Regions from separate parts of the Homo sapiens genome. Here region 1 is linked to region 2. A link is an interaction called in ENCODE POLR2A ChIA-PET data of the cell type or tissue named here. Cell type or tissue: PC-9. All regions are shown on one strand. Each heading gives the region's core, and the rest is flanking DNA. Links, peaks and the distances in the headings are about the cores only.

The links. ChIA-PET counts read pairs that join two places held together with the same protein. Peaks named below come from ENCODE experiments on the same cell type or tissue, not always from the same donor. Only the 100,000 strongest peaks of a DNase experiment are listed, where the experiment ranks them.
Region 1: POLR2A ChIA-PET joins it to region 2 with 10 read pairs; 4 of 35 experiments call an interaction of 5 or more read pairs at or near these places.

Annotation. Positions count from the first base shown.
Region 1 is chr19:35,312,963-35,324,068 of GRCh38, forward strand. MAG (myelin associated glycoprotein) reads left to right here. Exons shown (of 11, transcript NM_002361.4): 11 at 328-845. The coding sequence ends at 492. Among named protein-coding and RNA genes, the nearest start is that of CD22, 11 kb to the right of the region's middle. RefSeq lists an enhancer at 6,083-6,262 and a silencer at 10,487-10,546. In PC-9, for the core only: no CTCF peak of the experiment used is centred there; DNase peaks (open chromatin) are centred at 4,869, 5,349 and 6,199; H3K4me3 peaks cover 527 bases; H3K27ac peaks cover 4,767 bases.
Region 2 is chr19:35,025,461-35,036,566 of GRCh38, forward strand. It overlaps SCN1B (sodium voltage-gated channel beta subunit 1), which reads left to right and starts at 5,010. Exons shown (of 6, transcript NM_001037.5): 1 at 5,010-5,400; 2 at 7,068-7,234; 3 at 8,039-8,279. The coding sequence starts at 5,361. GRAMD1A (GRAM domain containing 1A) reads left to right here. Exons shown (of 20, transcript NM_020895.5): 20 at 589-1,009. The coding sequence ends at 681. RefSeq lists silencers at 4,980-5,139, 5,479-5,587. In PC-9, for the core only: no CTCF peak of the experiment used is centred there; a DNase peak (open chromatin) is centred at 4,962; H3K4me3 peaks cover 1,572 bases; H3K27me3 peaks cover 2,122 bases.

The DNA of each region.
Region 1 (11,106 bases), core at 1,511-9,510, 290 kb after region 2:
CAGGAAGTGGAGGCTGCAGTGAGCAAAGATCGAGCCATTGCAATCCAGCCTGGGTCTCAAAGAAAAAGAAGAAGAAGAAGCAGCTTCCTGGAGAAACTGAATTTGTAGGCAAATTTCAAGTTCAGCAATGATTAACACTGGCAGAAGCTCCAGAGTGGGACCTGGTGACCGCAGGGCTCGCTGGGCCTGCGGTCCTTGAGAAAGGAGGTTCTCGCAGGGATTTATTTGGGACTGAACTCAGGAGCTCTGAGGGTGCAAACGCTCTGTCCTCTGCATTGGGAAAAGGCAGGGAGCAGGACCCTGCTAATGGGCGGTTTCCCCTCTTAGAGCGAGAGGCGCCTGGGATCTGAGAGGAGGCTGCTGGGCCTTCGGGGTGAGCCCCCAGAGCTGGACCTGAGCTATTCTCACTCGGACCTGGGGAAACGGCCCACCAAGGACAGCTACACGCTGACGGAGGAGCTAGCTGAGTATGCTGAAATCCGGGTCAAGTGAAGGAGCTGGGGGCAGCCTGCGTGGCTGACCCCCCTCAGGACCCTCGCTGGCCCCCACTGGCTGTGGGCTCCCTTCCTCCCAAAAGTATCGGGGGCTGGGGCAGGAGGGGAGTGAGGCAGGTGACAGTGAGGTCCTGGGGGCCTGACCTCCCCCTCCTTCCCAGCTGCCCCTCCCTGCCAGCACCCCCACGCCCTCATTACGGCTCCTCTCTAACCTCCTTTACCCTCATCTGTCTGGAGGGGAGCTCTGTCTGTCCGTGTTATTTATTGCTACTTCCTGCCTGGTCTCCTGCCCCCACACCTGGCCCTGGGGCCTGTACAAAAGGGACATGAAATAAATGCCCCAAAGCCAAATGCCAGTCTAGATCCTGATGCTTTCTGACCCGCCTTTGGGCAGCCTGCCATCCCACCGTCTACAGAACGATGACAGAATTTCTCCTTGCCCTCGGCTGAGCCTGGTATGCAGGCAAGGGCCCAGGGATTTTAGCCTTGAACCCAGGGCCAGTGGCCACTAAGTTGCTCCCACTCTGAGCTGGTAGCTGCGAGCTGGGTCTGGTTTGACTTATGGATGATTTCACATAAAAATCCTCATGCTGGTTTTTGCCGCAGTCAGATCAGCTGACAGCACCAGGCTTGCACTTGTACGTGGACATGACTTGCTGAAAGGGAGGGTCCTGTGCACTGGCCGCAGTCCCCACCACTCCCTATTGTCCCACACCTGGCCGGCTTCCTGCACTGAGATTACCTCCTGGTCCCTGCAGCTTGGAGTGCGAGCCACAGATCTAGGTCTCACCAGCCCGTGTTGGTTTCACCACCATCTCTCACATTCATGCTGCAATTTGCAGCGTCAGCCTTTATACATCACTACATTCAGTTCCAGAAACATTAATTAAGCACCAGCTGTATACTGAGCCCTTTCTAGAGGCTCAGGCTGTCCTGAGAAGGGTCTCCTAGGACAGCTCTGTGACGATGAGAACACTGAGACTTAGAGAAGTTAGGTGATTTTCCCAGGGTCCCAGAGCTCGGAAACGGTGTGTCCAGGCCATGGGGTTGATGCTTCTGATTCAAATGCACTCTTTCTTTTCTTTTCCCTTCCTCCCTCTCTCTCTCTCTCTCTCTTTTTTTTGATGGAGTCTGTCTCTGTCACCCAGGCTGGAGTGCAGTGGTGCAATCTCAGCTCACTGCAACCTCCGCCTCCTGGGTTCAAGTGATTCTCCTGCCTCAGCCTCCCAAGTAGCTGAGATCACAGGCACTCGCCACCACGCCCGGCTAATTTTTGTATCAAATGCACTTTTTCTATAATACCTGTCAGGAAGTTAAAAAGGGCCAGAGTGTCTGGTATAAATGGGATTGATAACTAACAGTTGTTGAACGCTTTCTATGATTCTACCCAGTTTGCATTAATTAATCTCCATTAACCTCATTTACCTTCCCTAATAACTATGACAATGGTTCTCAAAGTGTGGTCCCTAGGCAGCAGCATCAGCAGCACCCAGGAACTTGCTAAAAAGGCAAATTTTCAGCCCCCACCCTAGACTTCAGGAATCAAAAACCCTGAGGTGGGGCCCAGGAATCTGTGTTTTGAGAAGTCCTTGGTGGATTCTGATGCACGTGCACGTTTGAGAACAAGCAGCTGAAGCATGGAGAAGTTACATCAGTTCTGTGGTCCCCAATTGTTAGCAGTGGAGCCCAGATTTGAGCCCCGACCACTGGCTTCGGAGGCCACACTCTGACGCTGTGCTACACGGCCATCTTGGTGAGAACCAACAGCTGCTCACAGAGCCCGGGTGCTGGAGGAGCAGTAAGGTTAAGCTGTGGGCTGCGGGCAGTGAGGGCAGGGTTTCCTAGACGGCAGCTCTCCCTGATTTTTTTTTGTTTTTTGTTTTTTTTGTTTATTTTTTGAGATGGAGTCTCACTCTGTCATCCAGTCTGGAATGCAGTGGCACGATCTTGGCTCACTGCAACCTCTGCTTCCCAGGTTCAAGCACTTCTTCTGCCTCAGCCTCCCAAGTAGCTGGGACTACAGGCGTGTGCCACCACACCCAGCTAATTTTTGTATTTTTAGTAGAGACGGGGTTTCACCATTGTTGGCCAGGCTGGTCTCGAACTCCTGACCTCAGGTGATGCGCCCAACCCACCCTCCCAAAGTGCTGGGATTACAGGCATGAGCCCCTGTGCCTGGTCTCTCCCTGCATTTTGAAGAAGGCAGAGGACACAGCACAGAGACCAAAATAAAGGCCTAGAGGCAGGAATAAACAAACCAGGTCGGGAGGGGAGGTGACATGGGGCTGCTTGGCTGGGATGGGAAGTCCACATGCAGGAGGAAAGGAGACGTGTGGGGGGCCGGGCTGTGGGAAGGGAAACCCTCTGTGGGGCCTGTCCAAGCTGGGAGGGTGCATGCCCTTTCTTCACGGAGCTCACAGTCTTGCAGGGACAAGGACATGAAAGAATCTCATGCACAATATCAAACTGCAACTGTGACACCGGCTTCCAAGGAGAAGCTCAGAGTTTTTACAGCAGGGGTCCCCAGTGCTATACTGCACACCCAGATACTGGTCTGTGGCCTGTTAGGGACTGGGCTGCACAGCAGGAGGCGAGCAGCCAGCGAGCAAGCATGACCACCTGAGTCCTGCCTCCTGTCAGATCAGCAGCGGCTTTAGATTCTCATAGCAGCACGATTCTTATCGTGAACTGTGCACGCAAAGGATCTAGGTTGCACACTCACAGATGGTGCCTGATGAACTGTCACTGTCTCCCATCACCCCCGGATGGGAACGTCTAGTTGCAGGGAAACAAGCTCAGGGCTCCCACTGATTCTACATGATGGTGAGTTGTATACTTACTTCATTATATATCACAATGTAATAATAATAGAAATAAAGTGCACAATAAATGTAATGTGCTTGAATCATCCCCAGCTCCCTCCCCACTCTCAGGCCCATGGAAAAATTGTCTTCCATGAAACCAATCCCTGGTGCCAAAAAGGTTGGGGACCGCTGTGTGACTTAAGGTCACAGGGGGCAGGGGAGGCTTCCCTATGGAAGGAAACTCACACATGTGTGAAGGCCCCAAGTGGGAACATGTTTAGCAAAATTCCAGGAGCTGAAGCAAGGCCAGAGAGGCATCGGATGGGGCTGGGGATACACAGGGGCCTCTCAGCAGCCGGGAGGGAAGCCTCTTCCAGATCCCCTGCATACATGCTCACCAGCCCTGCCCTGACACACCTGTCCCCTGACGACAGACTCTGGCTCCAGCAGGTCTGGCCTGGGAGGACTTCACCCAGAGGAGCAAAACATTGTCAATAACCAGGGATCGGGGAGTAACTCACGCTGCCCAAAGTGCAGCTTGAGGGCCCTGGGAGCCACTGTGACGCTACTGTGTATGCTTCATTTAGTATGCACCGGAACAACAGGAAACCAGAATGCCGCACCAGCTTCGGATGAGGCTAAGTCAAAATAAATAAATAAGAAAGAAATCAATCAACTGAACTGATTTTAAAAATGTATTAAATAAACATGTTGCAGGTGGCTCCTGAAGGTTGTAGGCAAACCTCTAAAGTTTGGGAAACAATGAGGGAATTTGACACAAAGACCATCCTTAGGAGGGACCGGCACTCAGCCATGGCGAACGTGTAGGACCGAGCCAGGTGCGGTGGCTCATGCCTGTAATCCCAGCACTTTGGGAGGCTGAGGCTGGTGGATGGCTTCAGCCCAGGAGTTTGAGACCAGCCTCAGCAACATAGCGAGACCCTGTCTCTACAAAAAATACAAAAATTAGGCAGGTATGGTGGCATGCGCCTGTAGTCCTACCTACTCGGGAGGCTGAGGTGGGAGGGATAGTTTGAGCCCAGGAAATGGAGTTTGCAGTGAGCCGAGATTGAACCATTGCACTCCAGCCTCAGCAACAGAGTGAGACCCTGTCTCAAAAAACGAACAAACAAACCAGTAGGACCTGAACTCAAGTTCACTCTCTCAGACTTTCCCCACCCAGCTCCTGGACCCCACCAGAATTCAACACATGCTCACTGAGCACCTCTGTGTGCCAGGCCTATGCTGGGCCCCAGGGTCACAGCAGTGCCCAAAAAGAATCACTCTGTGACCTCCCAGAGCTGACATTCTGCAGAAGAGACAGACAACGATCAGAAAGACAAGCAAACACATGACCGCACATCTGACAGTGAAGGAACTGCAGAGGGGTGCAAGGTCAGGCTGTGCTGGGTCAGGCTGCCATTTCAGAAAGAGAAGTCATTTGACTTGAGACCAGAAGGAAGTAAGGGAGGGAGCTCTGTGGGTTCCTGGGGAATGTGGGTCCAGGGAAGGCCAAAATCGAGTGCAAAGGCCCCTGGCGAGAATGTACTTGTTACCTTCATGGAACAAGAAGGAAAGAAGCATGCTTGAGTGGAGTGATGGAGCCAGAGTGGTTGCCCAAGGAAGCTCGATTACACAGGGCCTTGTAGGCCACAGGCAGGACTGGGGCTTGTTTGTTTGTTTCTTTGTTTGTTTGTTTTGAGGCAGAGTATCGCTCTGTTGCCCAAGGAAGCTCGATTACACAGGGCCTTGTAGGCCACAGGCAGGACTGGGGCTTGTTTGTTTGTTTCTTTGTTTGTTTGTTTTGAGGCAGAGTCTCACTCTGTTGCCCATGCTGGAGTGCAGTGGCACAATCTCAGCTCACTGCAGCCTCTGCCTCCCGGGTTCAAGCAATTTTCCTGCCTCAGCCTCCTGAGTAGCTGGGATTACAAGCATGTACCACCACGCCTGTCTAATTTTTATATTTTTAGTAGAGACGGGGTTTCACCATGTTGACCAGGTTGCTCTTAAACTTCTGACCTCAGGTGATCCACCCGCCTCAGCCTCCCAAAGTGCTGGGAATACAGGCGTGAGCCATCCCGCCCAGCAATGGAATTTAATCCTAGGTTTTTTTTTTTTTTTTTTTTTTGAGATGGAGTCTCGCTCTGTCACCAAGGCTAGAGTGCAGTGGCATGATCTCGGCTCATTACAACCTCCGCCTCCCGAGTTCAGGTGATTCTCCTGCCTCAGCCTCCCAAGTAGCTGGGATTACAGGCACGCACCACCATGCCCAACTAATTTTTAATAGACACGGAGTTTCACCATGTTGGCCGGGCTGGTCTCGAACTGCTGACCTCAAGTTATCTGCCTGCCTCTGCCTGCCAAAGTGCTGGGATTACAAGTGTGAACCACTGTGCCCAGCCAGGACTTGGGCTTTCAAAGAGCGCGTTGAGAAGCCGCTGGAGAAGTGAGTTCGGAGGGGTGTGATGGCAGGCTTGAGGCTTCAGAGGCCCACTGGCAGCTGCGTGGACAGTGAGCACAGGCTATCAGTGGAGGCAGGGACAGGGCTTGGGAGGCCCTGGCCATTGTCCAAGAGAGAGGAAGTGGAGATGGGGAGAGGGGTGGGGTCAGGACCCATTTTGGAGGAGGAAGTGGTGAGACTCACTTGAAGAGTCAAAGGTGACTCCAGCAGCTTCCTTAAGAGGTTGAAGAAAGCAGGAGGGGCAGGTTCAGTGGAGAACGCAAGAGTGATCTACTCCGGCCGAGTTCAGGCCCAGGGAGGCCCTCAGGGACAGGGAAGGCAGATGGCACCCCCTCCCTGGGAAATGCCAAGCCGAGGAAGAGTCAGAACACATGACACAGTGACTCAGAGAGATGGGGGCAGACGCTGAGATGAGGGTTGGCCAGGCAGGAAGGAAGGTGAGAAGGTCTCATGGCCTCACGTGCCAGTAGGGCTGGGCCACCACGTGTGGGAGGGAGGACACCCAGGCACCAGGCCATGGTCATGACACGGGTCTCTTTGTCCCTCCCGGTCTGCCAACCTCCTGAGTCACTCCTGACGGAGATGACTGATCCATCCCTGGCCCGCCTCCCACCCTGTCCCTGGGACAGTGCCTGGGGCAGGCAGCTCCATTATCCTCCTTGATGAAAGAGCTCCCAGCCAGCACTGGCCACTCCAGAGCCTCCTCCCCAGGTGGGTGATCATGCAGGGCTGGGCTCTTGCGACTGGCCGGGGGTAGAGATGCACCGCACTGCTGAGAAGTGCTTTCTAGGAGTTCAAGACCAGCCTGGGCAACACAGCAGACATTGTATGTAGAAAAAAAAATGTTTAAAAATAAGCTGGGCACAGTAGTGCATGCCTGTCATCCCAGCTACTCAAGAGGCTGAAGCAGGAGGACCACTTGAGCCCAGGAGTTTGAATCTGCAGTGAGCTATGAGTGCACCACTGCATGCCAGCCTGGGCAACAGAGTAAGACTCAGTCACTAAAAAAGAAAAAAAAAAAGATCGAATGTGGTGCTCATGCCTGTAATCCCAGCACTTTGGGAGGCCAAGGCGGGCAGATCATCTAAGGTCAGGAGTTTAAGACCAGCCTGGCCAGCATGGCAAAACCCCATCTCTACTAAAAATACAAAAATTAGCCAGGCGTGGTGGTACGCGCCTGTAGTCCCAGCTACTCAGAAGGCTAAGGCAGGAGAATTGCTTGAACCTGGGAGGCGGAGGCTGCAGTGAGCTGAGATCGCACCATTGCACTCCAGCCTGGACAACAGAGTGAGACTTGGTCTCAGAAAAAAAAAAAAAAAAAAAAAAAAGAAAGAAAAGAAAAAGGGGGAGAAAAAAAGGAGAAGTAGGCGAGCCTCTTTCTTTCCCCACTCTTCTCGCTCTCAACTCCAGGCTGCTCCTTAAACAGGAGGTGACAACCTCAACCTCGCAAATTAAAAAAAAAAATCTTTTAATTTTGAAATAATTATCACAGGAAGTTGCAAAGATAGAACAGAGAAGTCTGGCAGCAGCTGAGCCAAAGGCCCCTTCCCACCCTAGAGCTCGATCTGCCTGGGGAGCGGGAAGGAAATGACAGTTTAGTCCCAAAGGGCCTCTCTGTGAAGCTCAGGCTAGGGCTGAGTAGCCAGAGGTGGGTGAATTAATGTCTGCAGGGAGTGCTGGGTCAGCAGCGTAAGTGACAATGTCTGGAATAATGACAGCTCACTTTTACAGAGAGCCCGTTCCATAGCAGCCACCATGCAAAGTGCTGTAGGGGCTGGGGACCTGTCACAGCATAGCCCTGAAGTCATAACAGCAATCTTATTATCACCCTGGGAGGGAAACTGAGGTGATGTCACAACAAACACGTGGCAGACCTGGGACTGGAACCCGGGTCTTTTTACCACATGCTTGTCATGGGATGTGCGAGTTGCTGAGTGTGTCCTGTGTGTGCTGTCACCAGCCCGGTGAGGAAGGCACTATCATTGTTCCCGTCTTACCATCCTGGGCAGAGGTTGGGGGGTGAGGGGGACATAGCCAGGCAGGGAGTAGCCACCCAGGGCTCACAGGGACTCTGTTAGTTGCCTGCTTTCACTGCTTCCCTGGTAAAGGGGTGACAGTCAAGTCACCAAAAAAGGAGACCAACGACCTGTTTGAAGGAACAGGGAGGAAGAGTGAAAGCGCCGAGGCTGCGTTCTCAGGAGTCCTGCTCCTCCTCCCTTGCCTTCTCCACGCAGCCCTTGGCCTCCAGAAATCAAGACACGTCCACAAGCCCAATCTCCTCCTGTTAGAAGACTATGAGCCACACCTGGTGCTGTGGCCTGCAGAAACCTCAGCTACTCCTTCTAGGTGAGGAGCAGGAATTCAAGCCCCAAAGGGTACCCTCCCTGAGACCTTTGGGACCTGGCCACCTGGCTTGGAGTCCCCCATTGAGATTCCTGGGATTAAAAAAATAAAAATATACGGCCAGGTGCGGTGACTGGCTCCTGTAATCCCAGCATCTTGGAAGGCTGAGGAAGTGGATTGCTTGAGGACAGGAGTTGGAGACCAGAATGGGAAATGTGAGACCCCGACTCAATAAAAAATAAAAAATAAATTAACGGGGTATGGTGGCTGGTACCTGTAGTTCTAGTTACTCAGGTGGCTGAGGATTACTTGAGCCCACCTCAAGTTCAAGGCTGCAGTGAGCTATGATCACACCACTTCACTCCTTCCTGGGTGACAGAGCGAGACTGTCTTAAATTTTTTTTTTTTTAATAAGTATAGATTCACAGAAGTTGCAAAGATAGAATAGAGAAGTCTGGTGTACTCTTCACCCAGCATCCCCTGATGGTTACTTCTTAAGTCATTCAGGACAATATCAAAACCAGGAATTTGACATTGGTATAATGTGTGTGTACAGTTCTATGTCATTTTATCACATCTGGATGTATATAACAACAACTGCAGTCCAGATACAGAATTATTCTGTTACTACAAAGACCTCCCTTGTGCTACTCCCTTCATAGTCAGACACTTTCCCCTACCATCCCTAACCCCTGGCAACTTTTCATCTTCTCCACCTCTATCATTTTGTCATTTCAAGAATGTTATGCCTGGGCGTGGTGGCTCACACCTGTCATCCCAGCACTTTGGGAGGCTAAGGCAGGTGGATCACTTGAGGTCAGGAATTTGAGACCAGCCTGACCAACATGGTGAAACCCCATCTCTACTAAAATACAAAAATTAGCCAGGCATGGTGTTAGGCACCTTAATCCCAGCTACTCGGGAGGCTTAGGTAGAAGAATCACTTAAATCCTAGAGGCAGAGGTTGCAGTGAGCCGAGATCGAGCCACTGCACTCCAACCTGGGGGACAAGGGCAAAACTCCGTCTCAAAAAACAAACAAACAAAAAGAATGTTGTAACACATGTGATCCTTGGAGACTGGCTTTTTTCACTCTCTGTACCACTCTTCAGAATCGTCCAAGTTGTTGCCTGTATCCTCTTCATATCTCACTCCTTTTTATTGCTGCATAGTACTCCATGGCATGGATGTACCGTAATCTGTTAAGCCACTCACCTAGTGAAGGACGTATTGGTTGTTTCCAGTTTTTGGTTTTGCTTTTTTTTTTCTTGAGATGGAATCTTGCTCTTGTTGCCCAGGCTGGAGTGCAATGGCGTGATCTCGGCTTACCGCAACCTCTGCCTCCCAGGTTCAAGCAATTCTCCTGCCTCAGCCTCCCGAGTAGCTTGTGTTAGAAATGCTTGATTTTTGGTGCTGTAAAGAAATAGCACTTTAATGTAAATTTAATTTCTTCAGCAAGGCTAGTTTTACTTTCTGCAGAAAGGGTATACTCGCTAGCAGTTTTGCTACAAAAGTACACTGAACAAAGGAGACAGGGTCATTTATAACTTGATGCATCTACTTTATTGCTGTGTCTGGTTTCTATTGGCTGAAACGGGACCTCACATTCTGTATTTGTCTGGATTGGCTAGCAACTTAGAACTTTTTAAAAGAGGCAAAGGCAGAGGAGAACAAAGGAAGGAGAAAGTAACGTGGAATACTGAGAAAAGTAAAAACATTTCTAAATAAGGAAGAGGAACAGGCTTTGACTTAATGCTTTCTTGGACTAGTATAAGCATGCTAGGGCAAATCTTTAGGCTAAATTGTAGGATCTAAGAACATAAAGTACATTGATTTTTTTATTATGGCTAGTAGATATTTAAGAATGTTAGCACAGGTCTTTGAATAAATTTTGCTTCTAAGAGAAGTTACTATTTATTCTTAATTAGATGGGGAGGACAGTCTCTTTGAAAAGGAACTTCTACTTTACTATTTACACTGGGATTACCAGCATGTACCGCCACGACCAGCTCATTTTGTATTTTTAATAGAGACAGGATTTCACAATGTTGGCCAGGCTGGTCTCGAACTCCTGACCTCAGGTGATTGCCCTCCTTGGCCTCGCAAAATGCTGAGATTACTCCTGACCTCAGGTGATCGCCCACCTCGGCCTCCCAAAGTGCTGGGATTACAGGCGTGAGCCACCGTGCCTGGCCTGTTTCCAGTTTTTGGCTATTACAAACAAAGCTGCTGTGAATAATTGTGTGCAGGTTTTTATGTGGACATACGTTTTCATTTCTTAGGGATAAAATGCCCAGGAGTGCAATTGCTGGGTCATCTGGTAGGTATATTTTGTTTAGTTTTTCAGGAAACCGGCAAACTGTTTTCCAGAGTAGCTGGACCACTTTGCATCCCCACCAGTCGTGTGTGAATGTTTCAAGTTCACAGCATCCTCACCAGTGTTTGGTGTTGTCATTATTGGTTATTTAATTTTAGCTGTTCTAAAGCGGTATCTTGTCATGGGTTTCAATTTGCATTTCACTAATGGCTGGTGATGTGAGACATCTTTTCATGTGCTTATTTGCCTTCTATATACCTTCTTCAGGGAAAGGTGTCATCATGTCTTTTGCCTATTTTCTAACTGGACTGTTTTTTATTTATTTATTTATTTATTTATTTATTTATTTATTTATTTAGAGACAGAGTCTCACTCTGTCGCCCAGGCTGGAGTGCAGTGGTGGGATCTCAGCTCACTGCAACCTCCGCCTCCTGGGCTCAGGTGACTCTCCTGCCTCAGCTTCCTGAGCAGCTGGGATTATAGGCGCACACCACCATGCCTGCTAATTTTTGTATTTTTAGTAGAGATGGGGTTTTGCCATGTTGGCCAGGCTGGTCTTGAACTCCTGACCTCAGGTGATCCACTTTGCTTCCCAAAGTGCTGGGATTACAGGTGTGAGCCATCGTGCCCAGCCTGATTTTTATTTTATATATATATATATGTACACACACACACACAATATACATAC
Region 2 (11,106 bases), core at 1,854-9,853:
CTTGAACTCCTGACCTTAAGTGATCCACCGGTCTCAGCCTCCCAAAGTGCTGAGATTACACGCATGAGGCACTGTGCCCGGCCGTTATCCCGGTTTTATACATAGGTAGGCGATATGAGGCATCCAGAGGTTCGAGGAGCTCAGGAGCTTGCCCGAGGTCACAGAGTGGGTAATGGTGACAGCTAACATGTGCTGAGCACTTAGTGTACACCAGGTTCTCAGTGCTCTTCAGAACCCTGAAATAATCCTGTGGAGCAGATGTGTTATAGACCCGTATTTCAAATGAGGGGATTTTGGCTCAGGGTGGTTACGGGACTTGCCTGAGGTTAACTGAGGTAACAAGCAGCAGAGCCAGGATTTGAACCTAGGCCATCGGGGTCACAGGCACACACTAAGCCCCTTCCTCTGCTGCCTCTGAGAAGTTAAACTGGGTGCAGCATGGCTGTGCTCTTTTCACCAAGGGACCCTGGGGTGGGGCAGTATGGCCTCTAGACCGTCCTCAGTTTCTCAATGGCAAGGTGGGGGTGGGCGACATCACCCCCCAGCCTCCAGCGTTCACCCCCGACCCTGCTCACCTCCTCCCCGCAGATGAAGTTCTCGCTGGAGAAGCTGCACCAAGGCATCACAGTCTCAGACCCTCCCTTTGACACCCAGCCCCGGCCCGATGACAGCTTTTCCTGAGGACCCCGGCCACGCAGCTGTTCCCCCACATGGACAGATGGACACACAGAGCCTCGGCGGCCACTGCTGGCACGGTGTGAGCGCCAGGCATCTCCCACCCGCCCCTCCCGACGGCCCAACCAGGGGCTGTGCAGACGTGGGGACCACGGAACCGAGATGCACTTTAGACCAGGGAGCTGGCCCGGCCTCTGGCAGGCCCCCCACTAACTTATTTTGCCCGGCTGAGGTTGTGGGGGGCGCCTCCTGGGGTGCACGATTCCCTCAGCTCTGGGTTTAATGTATTATATTTATTTGGGGCCGACAGTGCCCCAATAAAGGGTCAGAAGTGGCTGTGGCTGTGCCTGTGGGGCCCTGGGAGTGGGTGGGAGCCTCCTGTTGCACTCAGATCCTGCCATGGTGGGGAGGGGACCTCTGTCTGTGTTCTGGGGCCATAGTCACTGAAACGATCTGGAATTCCCGCAGCATCTTACACAAGCTTTACATCATCTGAGGTCAACGCAGGAACTCCGGGGACAGACCGTGGTAGCTGGAGTTCAAATCCTGCTTCCTAGCAGTGGTGTAAATGCAGCAGGTCAGCCCCCTGGAGCTCCAGTGAGCTTTCCTGTGCAATGGGTAGAATGGCAGTAGCTGTCTCTCAGGGTTGTTAGAAGGCAGTGGTTCTCAAACTTGAGCTGCATTCGAATCTCCTGGAGAGCTTGATGAAAAACAGACTGTGGGCCCCTCCCTCCAAATTTCTGGTTCAGTAGGTCTGGGGCAGGGCTGGGATTCTGCCTTTATAACGAGTTCCCAGGAGTTGCTCATGGTGCCATCCCAGACGACACTTTGGTTTTTTGTTTGTTTGTTTTAAGTTAGGGTCTCTGTCGCCCAGGCTGGAGTGCAGTGGCACAAACATGGCTCACAGCAGCTTCGACCTCCTGTGCTCAAGCCATCCTCCCACCTCAGCCTTCTGAGTAGCTTGGACTACAGGTGTAAGCCACCACGCCCGGCTAATTTTTTATTTCTTTTTGGAGATGGGATCTCACTGTGTTGCCCAGGCCAGTCTTGAACTCCTGGCCTCAAGCGATCCTCCCGCCTCAGCTTCCCAAAGTGTTGAGATTTCAGGCGTGAGCCACCACGCCCAGCCCCAGACCACACTTTGAGAACCACTATTATAGGTTCAAGGAGTTCATAAATGTGGCTACTTATAACAGGGCCCGGCACAGATGGAATGGAGTAAGTATTCAATAAATGTTACACTTATTGCATAAAAATAGAGGGAAAAAAGTAACTCGCGTAGTGAGTACCAAGTACGTACGTACCCAGCTCTGTGCCAAGATCTGATGTTCATTTTATTCTCACAGTGATTCCATGAGGTGGAGACAAAGATGTACACGCCCGAGGCTACCCAGCAGGGAGGCAGACTCCAGGCCTGACCCCTGGGGTCTCCACATTTACATGCAAGGTCCTAACCCCCTCAGGACCCCACCACAGCCCATTCAGGCTGACGTTGGTTGGATTCCTGTTTTACAGATGAGGAAATGAGCTTGGAGGCAAAGTCCCTGGTCCAGAAAGAACCCAGGTCCACCTCACGCAAACCTTGTCCTGGTTCCAGAGGGAGTATGTGGGGTAGAGACACCTTTGGCATGTCACACCCCCGGCTATAAGAATCATCCTAACTGATGGCTTGGAGCAGGGGACTGGAGGAGGGTTTGGAGAGTGGATCAGGAGTGGCATAGGAGGCAGAGCCAGCCTCTCCTATCCTCTAGTTGTGTGATCATGGCAAGGTACCCATGCTGAGCCTCAGTCTTCTATATCTGTAATATGGGTGTAATAATAATACCACCTATAGGAAAAATTAAATGAGCTAATGTTAGTAAAGTGCTTAGAATGCTTAGAACAGCACCAAGCCCATACATAGTAGGTGCTCACTGAACATAGCTTATAGGGCCGTGAGGTGCCTCCTGTCCAGTGCTGAGGCCTGTCCTCACTGTGCCTTCACCTACCATCCCCCACCAGTGGAAGGGCCCGGAACAGCAAGAGGGTTATTCTCTGCAGGGGAATTTCACAGCTCAGAAGGTGCTGGCGTAAAAGTCTAGACCACAGAGGTGTCGGATGTCCCTGGCTCCCTGCCCCTCTGCCATGGTCCTGCCCCACACCCTGGCTCCTCTTGCCTGGCAGGGCTGGGCCAGGGGGATTCTGAGACCTTACCCCACCCGGAATTGGAGGCTAGGATCTGGGTAGTGACCCTTCAGCCGAGAGTCTCACTCCCACCCTGGTCCTGACAGCCCAGAACTCCCATCTCCATTCTCTCAATTTGGCAGAACCTACTGGTAGGACAGGCCACTCACCACTGCTGGGGCAGGATTCCACATCCATCCTAGGCCAGCTACATGACTCTGGGCAGGGGCACGGCCCTCTCCCAGCCTCAGTTTCTTCATCTGTAAAATGGGGATAATAGAACTTGCTGAAGGTTTGGGGCAGTAGAAGTGGGTTCTGCAAATCCCAAGGACTTAGTGAACATTGGCATTCATTTATTTGTTTGACAAATATTGATTGAGTACCTACAATGTGCCAGGAACAGTTCAAGGTGCAAGAGACACAAGACAATATCCTCACCTGGGAGATTTTTTTTTTTTTTTTTTTTTTTTTTTTTTACATGGAGTCTCACTCTGTCACCAGGCTGGAGTGCAGTGGTGTGATCTCGGCTCATTGCCACCTCTGCCTCCCGGGTTCAAGCGATTCTCCTGCCTCAGCCTCCTGAGTAGCTGGGACTACAGGCATGTGCCCCCACGCCCAGCTAATTTTTGTATTTTTAGTAGAGATGGGGTTTCACCATGTTGGCCAGGATGGTCTCGATCTCTTGACCTCGTGATCCGCCCACCTCGGCCTCCCAGAATGCTGGAATTACAAGCGTGAGCCACTGCGCCCGGCCTTTTTTTTTGAGACGGAGTTTCGCTCTTGTTGCCCAGGCTGGAGTGCAGTGATGCGATCTTGGCTCACTGCAACCTCTGCCTCCCGGGTTCAAGCGATTCTTCCTCAGCCTCCCAAGTAACTGGGATTACAGGTGCCCACCACCACTCCCAGCTAATTTTTTTTGTATTGTTAGTAGAGACGGGGTTTCACCATGCTCGTCAGGCTGGTCTCGAACTCCTGTCCTCAGGTGATCTGCCCCCCTTGGCCTCCCAAAGTGCTGGGATAGCGGGGGGCGGCTCACATCTGTAATCCCAGCATGGTCAACATGGTGAAACCCTGTCTCTACTAAAAAATAAAAAAATTAGCCAGGCATGATGGTGCACACCTGTACTCCCAGCTACTTGGGAGGTTGCGGCAGGATAATCGCTTGAACCCGGGAGGCGGAGGTTGCAGTGAGACGAGATCAGCCACTGCACTCCAGCCTGGGCAACAGAGCCAGACCCTATCTCAAAAAAAAAAAAAAAAAAAAAAAAAAAAAAAGAACATAATGTCAGGTAGTGAGGCTGCTGTGGAAAACACTCAACAAGAGGTAAAGAGTAAAGGAGGTCAGGTTAGGAGCGGGGAAGGCAGTTTACCCTGAAGGGACACAGAAGACCTGACGAAGGTGACATTGGAGCCATGGAGGCCCACGGAGAGGGGCGGGGCAGGGGGGGAGAGCCGGGGCAGAGGGGAGAGCTGGGGCCAAGGCCCTGAGGCAGGAACGGGTTCCCTGTGTTGGGAACAGCAGGAGGGCCTGAACAGCCAGAGTGGAGTGGGAGGAAAGAGGGGTAGAAGGTGACATCAGGGACATAAATGGGTGCAGGGGATCACGAAGGGGTCCTCCTCCTGAAACAGCACCTCCAGATTCCCGGGGCTGCTTCTCTCCAGGGTGCCCCGCCTGCTTGGGTGAGGTCCGGATTGTAGCTGTAGTCCTAGCCTGACGGCCCCCCACCCTCCTCTAATGCCTACTTGGGGTCCCTGCACATTGACCCCCAGGCCTGGATATCAGGGCTCAGGGGAGATAACTTGGAGGTTCGCCCTCTGGAACTCCTGAGGATGACCTCCATCATTTGAAGTCGGAAACCCGGCCCCCAAACTGCGCTCTAAGTCCTCCTGTGACTCTGGGGGTGACCTTTCCAGACTCCCTGGGAAGGTGGGGGGGGGGGGGTGGTCCTCAGAGCCCCAGCGGGGTCGGAGACACACAGACCACCCTCCCCGTTCCCAGAAGTCGCGGTCCCTGCGCCACCCGGAGAGGCCGGTGCAGCGGGCGCCTCCCGGGCCGCTGCGGCAAAGGCTGGGCGGCCGCGCCTTCCCCCCGCGGTGATTCATCCCGCCCCCTCCCTCTCCTCCCTCGTCCCTCCCTAGGCCGCCGCCGCCGCCGCCGCCGCCGCCGCTGCAGTGCGCAGGAGACCGCGGTCCGCGCCCGAGCGCGCCCGAGCCGGAGCGGGACCGGGGTCGGTGCACCTAGCGGATGTGCCCGGCTGCGCGCGCCAGCGCAGCAGCCCGAGCAGCGGCCGCCGCCCGCGCGGCGGGGATGCCCGGACGCCGGGCCCCGGGGCTGGGCCCCCGGCGGTAACCGGAGCGGGGGGGCCGCGCCCCCCCTCCTCCCCCCTCGCCGGTCCCAGAGCCGCAGCTGCTGCGCCCGCGCGCTCCCGGGGACATTCTAACCGCCGCCAGGTCCCGCCGCCTCTCGCCCCGCTATTAATACCGGCGGCCCGGGAGGGGGGCGCAGCACGCGCCGCGCAGCCATGGGGAGGCTGCTGGCCTTAGTGGTCGGCGCGGCACTGGGTGAGTGCGCGGGGGGCGCGCGCGGCCGGGGGGCACCGCGGGGGCACTGGCGGGGCGGCGGGAGTGGCGCTCGGGACACGGGGCAGCCGCGCGAGGGCCACCCCCGGCCCATCCCCGGGCCCCGCCAAGTCAGCTTCAGAAGTTGTGCGCGCGGGAGCCGGGCTTGGGGAGGGCAGTGGAGGTGAGGGTGGGCTCCAGCGGGTGGGGGCCGGGCTGGCACAGCCTGGCGGCTGCAGGCGCCCAGCCGGGGGCGAGGAAACGCGGAGTCAGCTGCTCCCGGAGCCCCGCAGGCTGCAATGTGACACCCACAGCCGCGGGAGGGGGGTGGGGGGAAGGCGGCGCCCGGAGACTGGGACGGGAAAGACGGAGGGACAGGGAGAGATGAAGACGGGAGGAAGGGGGCGAGAGACAGAGAAGGACTCGGAGCGCACCGGAGTGGTCCGCTGGGATGCTGGGGACATGGGGGTCAAGGGGGAGACGGAGACAGAGAGAGGGGTATTGGAGAGAGAGAGAGAGAGAGAGAGTTAAGAGACTGAGCGCGATGGAGAAAGGGAAACTTGAGAAAGGCAGAAGGAGATGGAGAGAAGAGAGAGGGAGATGCGGGTGCCCGTGAACACCGGGAGAGAATCTTGCATGGAGTTTGAAAAGGGATAGACGTAGAAAGGTGGAAAGAGATTAGGAGAGGTCTCCTTCTGAGCCCAGAGAGTGGACAAAAAGTGGAGGGACCTTCAGAGAGACCCCTGAGAGGGACAAAGATAGGAGGGACTGAGACAGAGGCCCTCAGGGAGTCTGAAAGGGACCGCAGGGGAGGCGGATGGATGAGAAGTCCTGAGGATCAGGAAACAAGGACAGCACAGGGCTGCAGCAGAAGAGACACAGCGTTAGCTACAGAGTGCTGGGAGGCAGAAAGGAGGTGCCAGGTAAGAGTGTGAAGGAATTCTAAGACTGGAATTCAGTGGGCTGCAAAAGCCCTGGGGCAGGAGAGAGCTCAGGAAAGCTTTGAGTAGTGGATGGGGTTGGGGTGGGAAGAGCTCTAGAGGCGAGGAGCCTGGGGAAGAGGGGATGATGGAGGCAGGAGAGGCCGGGGAGGGGATGGCTCACACAGGGGCTTGTGGGCTGTGGAGAGGGGCTGAGTGTGGGTCAGCCCCGGTTTCAGTGCCCACCTCCCCACAATCCCCCACCCCCAGACCTTTTCTCCCAACCCATTTCTCCTGGAGCTAGCTGGTTTTACAATTTAATGGTGAAAATGACTGCCACCTTAAACTTCTAACTTAGCTGGAATTCTCATTCTACCACCTAGATGCTTGGGTTCCTCCAGCAAGGGACTTTCTGAGGAAGGGGCACTCGGGTAGCATAAAGTCTGAGTTACCGGCAACGTTGACAGTCCCACTTATGGGGCCTCCCATGTACAAGGCCCTACCTAATGTATGAAAATGGGCCCAGCCATTGCTGGAAGCAAAGGACCATTTCTTTCAACAAGAGAGAGGGAAACTGAGACTCAGGGATGAATGACTTGCTGAGGTCACGCAGTGAGTGACAGGGCTCAGCCTAGCATCCAGTCCTGTCTGCTGGTAATCATTGAGGGGGGAACAGATGGTTTGTGAGGGGTCTGGCATTGCTTAGGGCAATGGGTGCCTCTGCCTGACCTGAGCCTGCTGTCCCCACAGTGTCCTCAGCCTGCGGGGGCTGCGTGGAGGTGGACTCGGAGACCGAGGCCGTGTATGGGATGACCTTCAAAATTCTTTGCATCTCCTGCAAGCGCCGCAGCGAGACCAACGCTGAGACCTTCACCGAGTGGACCTTCCGCCAGAAGGGCACTGAGGAGTTTGTCAAGGTGTGCGGGTGCCGGGAACGGGCATGGGAGGGCAGGGGTCCACGAGTGGGAGGCGGTGGGGCTGGATCTCAGGGAGGGGGCTTATTTGTTTAATAATATGCTGTGATTGCTGACCTGGATTCAGATTCTGGCTCCACCAGTGGCCAGCTGGTGACCTTGGCCAAGTCAGTGAGCCTCTCTGAAAGTCAGTTTCCTCCTCGGTAAAGACGGGGTGGCGGTGGTCTCTAGCCCATAGGTTTGTGTGAGGACTGAATGCATTGACGCACCTGGCACACGGTTGGCATGAAATAAATGTCAGTGGACTTATTTGGCACCAGCAAACAATGTCTCTGATAGTCATTACGGAGGGAAGACAGAACTGTTTTTTTTAACCTCCTTTAAACTATGTGTGTATTTTGCATTATATATCGGTGAGGGAACCATAAAATTCTGTGACGTGCTGGAGAGTTGGGGTCTCCAGCTGCTGGAATCAGGCTGCCCTGTCTCTGCTGGAGGAGTGTGTCTGGTGGCTGGGAAAGAACGGCAGAGAATGATAGCCTAGAGGCCAGATGGGGCTTGGGAGGATGACTGAGGAACGTGTGTGTGCTCGTGTGCATCTTGGCTAGAGGCAAAAGCGGGGTCTGGTTGACTCCAGGCGTGATCCTAGCCCCCCACCCCTGTGCCCTCCCTGCCTGAGGTCAAGGTGTCTGAGCCCATCTGTGTGCCATCTGTGTTTGTGGGTGTCAGGGCAGGGGACAGAATCAGGGTCAGGTAAGGGAAGAGAGGCCCAGGCAGTGACACCTTCCCCTCCCTGGCTACCCCTAGATCCTGCGCTATGAGAATGAGGTGTTGCAGCTGGAGGAGGATGAGCGCTTCGAGGGCCGCGTGGTGTGGAATGGCAGCCGGGGCACCAAAGACCTGCAGGATCTGTCTATCTTCATCACCAATGTCACCTACAACCACTCGGGCGACTACGAGTGCCACGTCTACCGCCTGCTCTTCTTCGAAAACTACGAGCACAACACCAGCGTCGTCAAGAAGATCCACATTGAGGTAGTGGACAAAGGTGAGTCGGGTGCTGCCTGCCCCTTTACCGTCACCCACCGGAGAGCCAGATGGAGGGACAGATGGCAGGCAGTGGACAGGACAGGCTGGCTCTGTGCCTGGCCAGCCAACCGCCCACAGCAGCGGGCTGAGGGGGAGGGGAGCAGCCCCTCCTGCCCACTCCAGCTCTGGCCTCTGTTTCTCTCCAGCCCACGGAGAGGTCAAAGCATGCCTGTCCCCCACAGACGCTCCGGGTACAGAACCCAGCTCTGTCACCTGTGCTGTATGACCTCTGGCAGGTGCCTTCTGTCTCTGAGCCAAAGGGTTGTCCTGGGCTTGCCCGGGATAATAATCCGATGTGTTTCTCGGGGTGTGGTTTGAGCCATTCTTCCATCATGGGGTTCATGAGGATTGAGCAGCTGCAGGCACACGCCTGGCTTCCAGCAGAGCCTTGCAGGTGGTGGCGAGGGTGGCGGTTCTTACTGTTCGAGTAGCTCAGCCCTGCTGCCCTCTGTGGTGATGAGGCAAGAGAGCGTGCCACCTAGAGCAGAGTTCCGCACACCCCTCTGCACTCCTGCCCCGGGGGAGCCGCGCTGGCCTGCAGTCTCACTCAACACCTCTGGGGCGGGCCTAGGGGTCCTTTCTAAAGCTCTCAGGTGAGGCAGTGAAGGGCCACAGGTGCGGGGCCCACCCTCTGAGCAGCAAGGGCCTACAGCGCTTTTGAACGTCTCATCATTTTGCCTCAGCCACCCTGGACCCCTTTTCTGAGGGAGGTCCGCCCCTTCTCTGATCCATCTTCTGCTCAGCATCAATTGCAATTGTCCAGCGCCCTGTGGCCACTGGCTTAGAGTTGGGGAAACAGCCCAGGCCTTGAAGCAGCTACAAGCCGTGGCAGAAAGGTCTCTCAGGGCCACGGCACACACATCCTCATGGGCAACACGCACTGCCCATCTTTTCTGTGAGATGGGTGCCGGCCTCAGTGCCTTACACGGAGTCCCTTAGTGAATCCTCTCCCCACCCTCTGGGGTAGGGGCTCTTCCTATCCCCATTTTACGGATGAGAAAACCAAGGCTCAGGGAGGGAAGGTTATGTGGCCAAGGTCATGTGATTGGGAGCTGGACTTGAATCCAGAGGAGCTTGGGTGACTGTGTTTCTGTTCTTGGCATGATTCACTGTACTCTGTGATCAGCCAGAGCCTGTGGGTTTCTTTTTATAATTAGCATTTTTACGTTTATTGTCAAATTGGTGTAGCAGAATGCAATTCAGCAGGCATGTCTGAGCCACTCTGGTGTTTGTCACGATGCTGGGGGGTGGGGGTCACCCGCAGACATGGATGATGGAGCCCCGCCTGCGGAGTTGCTGTGACAAAGATGCCTGCGGTACTGGGACTTTACAAAACCTGTGTTATTGCTCTTGCAAATCTGCAGAGGTGAGATGGGGAGAGGGTGGGAGGCTCCAGGGCACTGTTCAGCCACCCAGGTTCTTTCCATCTTGTTGTTTGGCAGTTGGCCAGGGTGTTGTGTCCTCTGTACGCCGTGACCCAATAGAGCCTCTTTTTTTTTTTTTTTAAATTTAGATTTTTATTTTTTGAGACGGAGTTTTGCTATTATTGCCCAGGCTGGAGTGCAATGGCGTGATCTCGGCCCACTGCAACCTCTGCCTCCCAGGTTCAAGTGATTCTCCTGCTTCAGCCTCCCGAGTAGCTGGGATTACAGGCATGTGCCACCAAGCCCAGCTAATTTTTGTATTTTTAGTAGATATGGAGTTTCCCCACATTGGCCAGGCTGGTCTCGAACTCCTGACCTTAGGTAATGATCCACCTGCCTTGGCCTCCCAAGGTGCTGGGATTACAGGTGTGAGCCACTGCGCCTGGCCTGAGCCTCTCTTTTTTAGGATTGCCCACTGTATGACACTACATCCCACAGCCTGTGCTATTACCAGCATTTACCATCATATGCAGTTCCTTATGTTGGCCCTGCAGAGTTTGTGTTTTCTGCACTATCCACCCAGTTCTAGTGTTTTTTACCCACCATATGTAGTATTGCCTTTTAAACATTACCCACTATATTATAGTATTTTATATTACCCACTATAGGATATTTTATATTACACAATATATTTTACTATCATAATATTGCCAAACACAACAGTTTTTTGTTTTTTGTTAAAGAGACCAAGTCTTGCTCTGTTGCCCAGGCTGGGATACTGTGGCGTGATCATAGCCCACTGCAGCCTCGAACTCCCGAAATCCAGCGATCCTTCTGCTTGAGCCTCCCACGTAGCTGGGACTACAGGTGTGAGCCACTACGCCCGGCAATTTTTTTTTTTTTTGTAGAGACTGGATCTTGCTATGTTGCCCAGGATGGTCTTGAACTCCTGGCCTCAAATAATCTTCCCTCCTTAGCCGCCGTAAGTGCCGAGATTACAGGAGAGAGCCTCCGCGCCTGGCCTACAGTATTTTTATTATAATCCATCATACTAGCGTATTTTTAACGTTCCCCACCATGGCGGGTATTTTTATTACCCACCATGCTATGCTATAGTATTTCAAAAATTAATCCTATTGTAGCATGTAAAAATATTCCATTCTATACCATACTATATTCATCATTACCTCTGATACTACAGTATTTTTAACATGACTCATTGTGCTATTGTATTTTTTCATTACCCACAATACCACAATATTACTGTATTTGTTAGCACTGCCTGCCATTCCTTATTATTATTATTTTTGCAATGGAGTCTCGCTCTGTCACCCAGGCAGGCTGGAGTGCAGCAGTACAATGTCGGCTCACTGCACCTCCCGGGCTCAAGCGATTCTTCTGCCTCAGCCTCCCAAGTAGGTG